2 separate regions of the Homo sapiens genome follow, and region 2 is linked to region 1. Evidence: chromatin contacts called from ENCODE Hi-C or POLR2A ChIA-PET data. All regions are on one chromosome and are shown on one strand. Each heading gives the region's core, a stretch centred on a gene start or an enhancer-like site at or near the end of the contact. The rest is flanking DNA. Distances are from core to core; before and after follow the strand shown.

Region 1 (3,283 bases), core at 715-3,214:
TACTTTGGAGACCCTTCTCAGCTCATAATGCATCAGCGATGTTTCCTGAATAACTGAATGTGATCACTGAAGCAGGTTTTGGCTTTTTGGTTTTGTGGAGCCGGGATGGGGGTGTTTGTTTTTTTGTTTTTGTTTTTGTTTTTAAGGCAGCTGGGAATCTAGGAAGATAGAGAGATAGAGGTTGGGTTTATCTTTCCTCCATTCCACTCTCAGCTCCAACTTCCACCTGCCCACCTTCCAGTTTCTGGGCAAACAGAGAAATGGGGTTTGGAATTTAGGGAAAGAAATTTATTATAAAGCTTGTTCCCTTTTTAGTTGGAAAAAAAATGGCCTGGCTACCAGATTAGTCTGACAACCATCCCACCATACAAGCTTCTGAGACACTTTGTGAAAGCACTCACAACACTTGTAGTAGGTGGATCACTGCCCCCTTATTAAATTATGCATTTCATGGTGAAAGGGAATATCCTTCTGGAACATGGCAAATATTTGGTAACTGGTCATTGAAAAAAATGAATGAATGAAAGTATTCTAGAAAATAAGTATGTAAATCAAATTATTTTATTTCAAATAGGCAGATATAATAATAAAGTAAATAATAGTAATACACTAATAATAATAAGTAAATAAGGATACTTTCAACATTATATTATAAAGCTGCCCGCTCCAACATTAATAAAAGTTCTCCAAATACCCCTCATAAATGTACTATTGTCTACTTTAGAAGAGGTTCTTTCTCTATTTATTTTTAAAATTATTTTAATCCTTAATGAGCACCTACTCTGGGCATGGCCAAGAATACAAATATAAATAAGAGAGGTTTTCAGTTCCTACCAAGATCAATCTGCAGGTTCTAAATGCAGAACCAGAATAATCAATGTGAAAAATGCTACAGTAGAACTAAAAACAATTTTGGTGAGTGAATAGTTCCATGCTACTTTTTGCAGCCCTTAAAAAAGGAGCATTTGTGACAACAGACATTGTCTGGTAGGAAGGGCATCCTGATGAACAATGGCACTTTGTAAAGCAAAAGTCAACATTTCGTTCATTGTAGAGTGTATTATTACTAAGAAATTCCTTTCTACAGTGCCATTTTGGATTACTCAGACAAGAGAAGAGTATATTACATCAGGCAGGTTTTTCACTCCTTTTTCCCCATTCTTAGGTCATCAGTTATCTTAAGCTGGTGCTTCATGATTGCTGTGCTATACAAGACTTTTCTTTTCTGATCTTAGCTTTCAAAAGGGTAAAGGCAATGAGTTCTTGAGTTCGAGGTGATGGGGTGAGATCCGCTCAATAGCCAGGATAAATGATCTAGTCTTCATTATAAATTTGAAGAGGGCATTAGCATTCCCAGGTGGTAATAGAGTCATAGGAAAAATAAATTAGCCTACCTCAATCCTCCCCAAACAGCCCTGAGCAGATTGCGTCATTAACCTTAAAATAAACAAAGCGATTTTGGTGACAAACTGGAAAAGTGACTTGAGCATTCCTGAATGCATTATGGGTTATAAGGGACAGAGCCTGCTGGAAAGCAGTTCTGCCAGTGAATTATTCCCATATGAGCGTATAAAGCATGTCAGAGGTGGCAGCTGAGTATAAATTTAGCCTTCCTGACACCTGCCTTAGGAGACCCTGACTAACCCTTCAGCGGAAGCTTGATGGGCAGCATGCCGTGGCTGGGCAGCGATTGTTTTTTGCTCTTTGCCTAAACCTGGGCAAAGTTAATGAGGAGCATCACGGGAAGGCTGAGGATAAATACCATCTTCAGCTGGCTACCAAGAGCGGGGTTACATGGTGGGGATTATCCACTGACTCATTTGATTTTCCCAAAAAGGGCACCTGCAGTACGAGTATGAAGTGGGATTGTAAACCTGGATCATTTTGATAGTCCCGTTGCGCTCCAAGGCCAGGACCAGCTGCTGGTGTTTTTCTTGGGCTTTGAGGAAAATGAGGCGTCGTAGGCAGTGCTCGTCCTCCTTCCAGTCTTTCCCCTCCGGCAACACCTTCATCTCCTGCCCACTGCCAAAGTCCCAGATTCTGACTGTTCCTGAGCATACAGAGAAAAAGACTATGTGGGTAAAAATGACTTAGAGAAAGCTTGGCTTTTCGCTCAGAGAAAATTCATCCGATCGAAAGCTTTCTGCCAACAATTTATCCTATATTTATTCCCTACTCAGATGGGTGAGTCTTCCCAGGCTTGCTGTGCATGAAATTTATTCCTTTATGCCTTGATTTGTCACAGGCTGAAAAAAATAAATAAATAAACAGGACCAGGCAACGCCTTGAAATCTACCCTCAGGCTCTCCTACTAAGCTTTTGCTCTAAAGTGAGTCTCTTCTGTTGTTATTCTCCCAACGCTTCTCAGTGTGCTAAACACCCAGTCCCGAACATGGGAATATTCGCTACCATGCCACGACTATTATTCACAGTGAAAGATCATTCCAGTAATCTGTCACATTTCCTAATGTGCTGACATGTTTTAGGACTTTAGCTCTTATTAGATAATAAAAAGTTGGAGGGAATCCCAGCCGGTAAGAAACTGCCAAGCTTGGAGTGGTTTTGTTGGTTACGTGGGAGGAAAGTGAAAGAAAAGTGTCGAGTGTTTTTCTTTTCTTTTCTTTTCTTTTTCTTTCTTTCTTTCTTTTTTTTTTTTTTAAGACAAGAGTCTCACTCTGTCACCCAGGCTGGAGTGCAGTGGCGATCTCGGCTCACTGCAAGCTCCGCCTCCTGGGTTCACACCATTCTCCTGCCTCAGCCTCCAGAGTAGCTGGGACTGCAGGCGCCCACCACCACACCCGGCTAATTTTTCTGTATTTCCAGTAGATACGAGGTTTCACCATGTTAGCCAGGATGGTCTCGATCTCCTGACCTCATGATCTGCCCTCCTCGGCCTCCCAAAGTGCTGGGATTACAGGCAGGAGCCACCGTGCCCGGCCAAGTGTTTTTCTTACACTTAAAATTATACTTTCTGTTTGAAACCTAAACCTCAACGTGATGGTGTTTGGAGATCATTAGGTCATGGGGGTAGAACCCTCATGAATGGGATTAGTGCCTTTATAAAAAAGGCCCCAAATTGAGATCTGCTGTGGCTCAGACAAAAAAAGAAAAGTAAGTAACAAAATGGGCCCCAAGGATCTGCCTTGCCCCTTTGTCATGTGAGAACACAATGAGAAGGCACCATCTATAAACCAGGAGGCGGGCCCTTGCCAGACACCAGATCTGCCAGCGCCTTGATCTCGAACTTCCCAGCCTCCGGAACTGAGAGAAATCAATTTCTGTT
Region 2 (3,054 bases), core at 517-3,016, 43 kb after region 1:
CTACCCCCATTTGATGGATCATCTTGCATACCCCCTGGAGTATATTCGCCCTGCTTTGCAGACCTCACAGGACATGGGCTGTCTCCTGATACAGTTTCAAGAAAGAACAAGCACTCTTTGGCTCTTCTTATGAGAGCCCCAGTAAAAAGAAGAGGTGGGATGGGCAGACTTCTATAGGGCCCTGCCATAAAGTGGATGGAGCAGGACAGGGCCGACTGGTAAAGTTGACTTAGAATATACTGTGGACGTGAGGTCAGGAGACCTAGATTCTGGCTGTGTTCTGTTGCTAAATATATGACTTTAGAAAAGTCACTTAATCTTGCTGAGCTACAGTGTCTCCACTTATGAAATCAAGGGTTGACTATGACCTAAATAGTTTCTTCCATTCTTAAAATCTTAGATATTGTCCTTCCCCTATACCTGCAGCTGGGGCAGGGGTCATGCAGGGCAACTGTGCAGCCTTTGTGGATGGCGTCCCAGAGCTGTGGGGGGCACAGCCTGCACAGCCTATCGCAGTGGTCCCTGGTTGGGGTAGACATACATGAATAAGCACTCTCATAATTCATCATACTTTCTGAGCAGCAATGCACCTAGATGAGGAGGAAGAACCAAAATCAGAACAGGCTGGTGGGTGGTGAGAGATCTTGATTTCTGGATTCTTTGAAGGTTGCTGGCTATAAAATTTTGTATTGGAAAGGCTTAGGCTTGTAATATGTTTGAAAAGTTCTGCTGTGTCTAAGATTGCTAAAAAAATTAGTTTTTCATATCAAAGAATGTCTAGGGCTCATAAGGGAGTTAAGGAGAGAGGACAGTTGACTCTAAGTGTACTCCAAAAGGGAAATACTCAAGGTAGGAAAGTTGCCAGGGGCAGCAAAGCCTATGAAGGAAGTAGAGTTTTTAGGGCTTACTCAGTGGGTCCTCAGTCAGTGAGTCAACAACATTTATGAGTGCCAGCTGTACGCCCAACACTGCCCTAGGGGATAGATACATCAGTGAACTACAAGAACAGAGGTGAGAGTGTCCATCAGTTGAGGGTCACAAACTCAAAGTCTGCAGCAGCCAGGCAGGTAAACTAGCTGGGAGAAGGGGTTGGGTATGACACCACAGGGAGAAGGGGGGCTGTGGTGAACTGAGAGTGCATGCCTGTGAAAAGGGGGAGCCCGGGCCCAGAGCCAGCCAACATGCACAACAGGAAAGGCAGGTTCACCACAACAAGCAAAGATCAAAAAAATAAGTGATCCCCCAAACACATTTTGTAGCTGCATTTGGCTAACAGGCTACCAGTTTGCAGGAATAGCTCTCATATTTTTTGAAATAGACACTACAATTAAAAATCAATTATTTAAATAAAATTTGTTAAAATACCTTGATGAGTGAGAACAATCACCTGAAAAAATTTGATTTTTAAAAATTTAATAAAAAATAATGCAAAATAACCAAATTCACTGCTAGATAGAAAGCTTTACTAAATGGAAGAGCAGGTAGTATTATCTCTATGTGAAAGAATACTTCTAAAATATTTAAAACAGTTTTTTGAACTAATTTAAATCTACTTTGTAAGTAGTTATCCTTCTATCAAATGCAAAGTTCATAAAAGGAGTCTCAATTTAGTAACATAAATCAAAAGTCAGTATTTAGGCTTTTGAAAATGCTTAAATGTCCCAGATGAGAAGTAGTTAAGTTCTAACTGATGACTCATTTACAGGTTTGCCAGTGACATACTTTGTCACCATAGCTGCTTGGCTGAATGAACTGAACTGGATGTAGTACAAACCAGGAAGGGCATTATTTTCTTTTACCCTGTCTTATCTTGTCACCTCGCCCCAACAGCAAATCTTCTTGGGCCAATTCCCATTAGGATGGCTCCAGCGAAGCTACCTTCTGTGGCCCAAAGGGAATTCACAGGATGCTGGACAGTATCAGTGTGAATGCAGCCTTGCCACTCTGTGGCGGGTTCCTCCAGCCAGGGTCGACCTGATCCTTAGGCACAGCTGGCACAAGGCCTGGAGCCCAAAGTACTTTTAGGGGCCCGTGGAAATATTCTAGTTGCACTTAAAATCAGAAGGCAAAAATAAAAGCTTAGGGTCATAGGACATTAGAATTTTTAGGGCCCATGAAAACATACTAAATTTTTCCTAAGACAGAAGAAAAATGTTGAAGACATAAAAGTATATGAAAAATAATGTGTAAGATTGATAGTATTATGGTGGGAGGGACCTATAAAGGCAAAAATGCCCAGGGCCGGGAAAGTCAGACTGTGGCCCAGCCTGCAGCCTTCAGAATTCTCCATGAGGGCCAGGCATGGTGGCTCGCACCTGTAATCTCAGCACTTTGGGAGGCCAAGGTGGGAGGATCATTTGAAGCCAAGAGTCTGAGACCAGTCTGGGCAACATAACAAGACCCCATCTCTACCAAAATTAAGAAAAATTAGCCGGGCGTGTTGGCACACATCTGTATCTGCAGCCACTCAGGAGGCTGAGGCAGGAGGATTGCTTGATCCCAGGAACTCGAAGGTGCAATGAGCTATAATCATGCCCCTGCCCTCCAGTCCAGGTGACGGGGTAACATTAAGACCTTGTATCTTTTATTATTATTATTATTATTATTATTATTATTATTATTTATTTATTTATTTTTTTAGAGACAGAGTCTTGCTCTATCGCCCAGGCTGGAGTGCAGTGGCGCGATCTCGGCTCACTGCAAGCTCCGCCTCCCGGGTTCACGCCATTCTCCTGCCTCAGCCTCCCGAGTAGCTGGGACTACAGGCGCCCGCCACCATGCCCTGCTATTTTTTTTGTATTTTCAGTAGAGACGGGGTTTCACCGTGTTAGCCGGGATGGTCTCGATCTCCTGACCTCATGATCCGCCCTCCTTGGCCTCCCAAAGTGCTGGGATTACAGGCGTGAGCCACCCCGCCCGGCCAAGACCTTGTCTCTAAAAAGAAAAAAAATAAATTCTCCATGAGGAAGCGAGTAGTGGTCATCGCGTACATGTGTCACATGTCAAGCTTGCCCAAGGTGAGCCTGTGAGTTCTGAGCCTCAGCAACTAGCTAC

Evidence for each region. Hi-C counts contacts between places; a loop is a spot of excess contacts on that map. ChIA-PET counts read pairs that join two places held with the same protein, here RNA polymerase II (POLR2A). Pooled maps may share reads with other maps.
Region 2: a map of PC-9 shows a loop between it and region 1 (6-fold over the local background). The contact joins two enhancer-like sites. A Hi-C loop is called at or near these places in 2 of 168 maps with a recorded cell type or tissue (DLD1 and PC-9) and 1 of 50 pooled maps. POLR2A ChIA-PET finds 5 or more read pairs at or near these places in 5 of 52 experiments (BJ, HEK293, MCF 10A and 2 more).

Annotation. Positions count from the first base shown.
Region 1 is chr1:241,748,314-241,751,596 of GRCh38, reverse strand. WDR64 (WD repeat domain 64) reads right to left here. Exons shown (of 28, transcript NM_001367482.1): 14 at 1,875-2,050. Among named protein-coding and RNA genes, the nearest start is that of WDR64, 98 kb to the right of the region's middle. Within about 2 kb of position 1,964, at least 4 of the 41 ENCODE cell types and tissues checked have a DNase peak (open chromatin) inside an H3K27ac peak, as active enhancers do; they include PC-9, where a contact is called at or near this core.
Region 2 is chr1:241,705,128-241,708,181 of GRCh38, reverse strand. The region is part of intron 8 of WDR64 (WD repeat domain 64); the gene reads right to left. The region is part of intron 1 of LOC124904603 (a long non-coding RNA gene); the gene reads left to right. Among named protein-coding and RNA genes, the nearest start is that of WDR64, 54 kb to the right of the region's middle. Within about 2 kb of position 1,766, at least 3 of the 41 ENCODE cell types and tissues checked have a DNase peak (open chromatin) inside an H3K27ac peak, as active enhancers do; they include PC-9, where a contact is called at or near this core.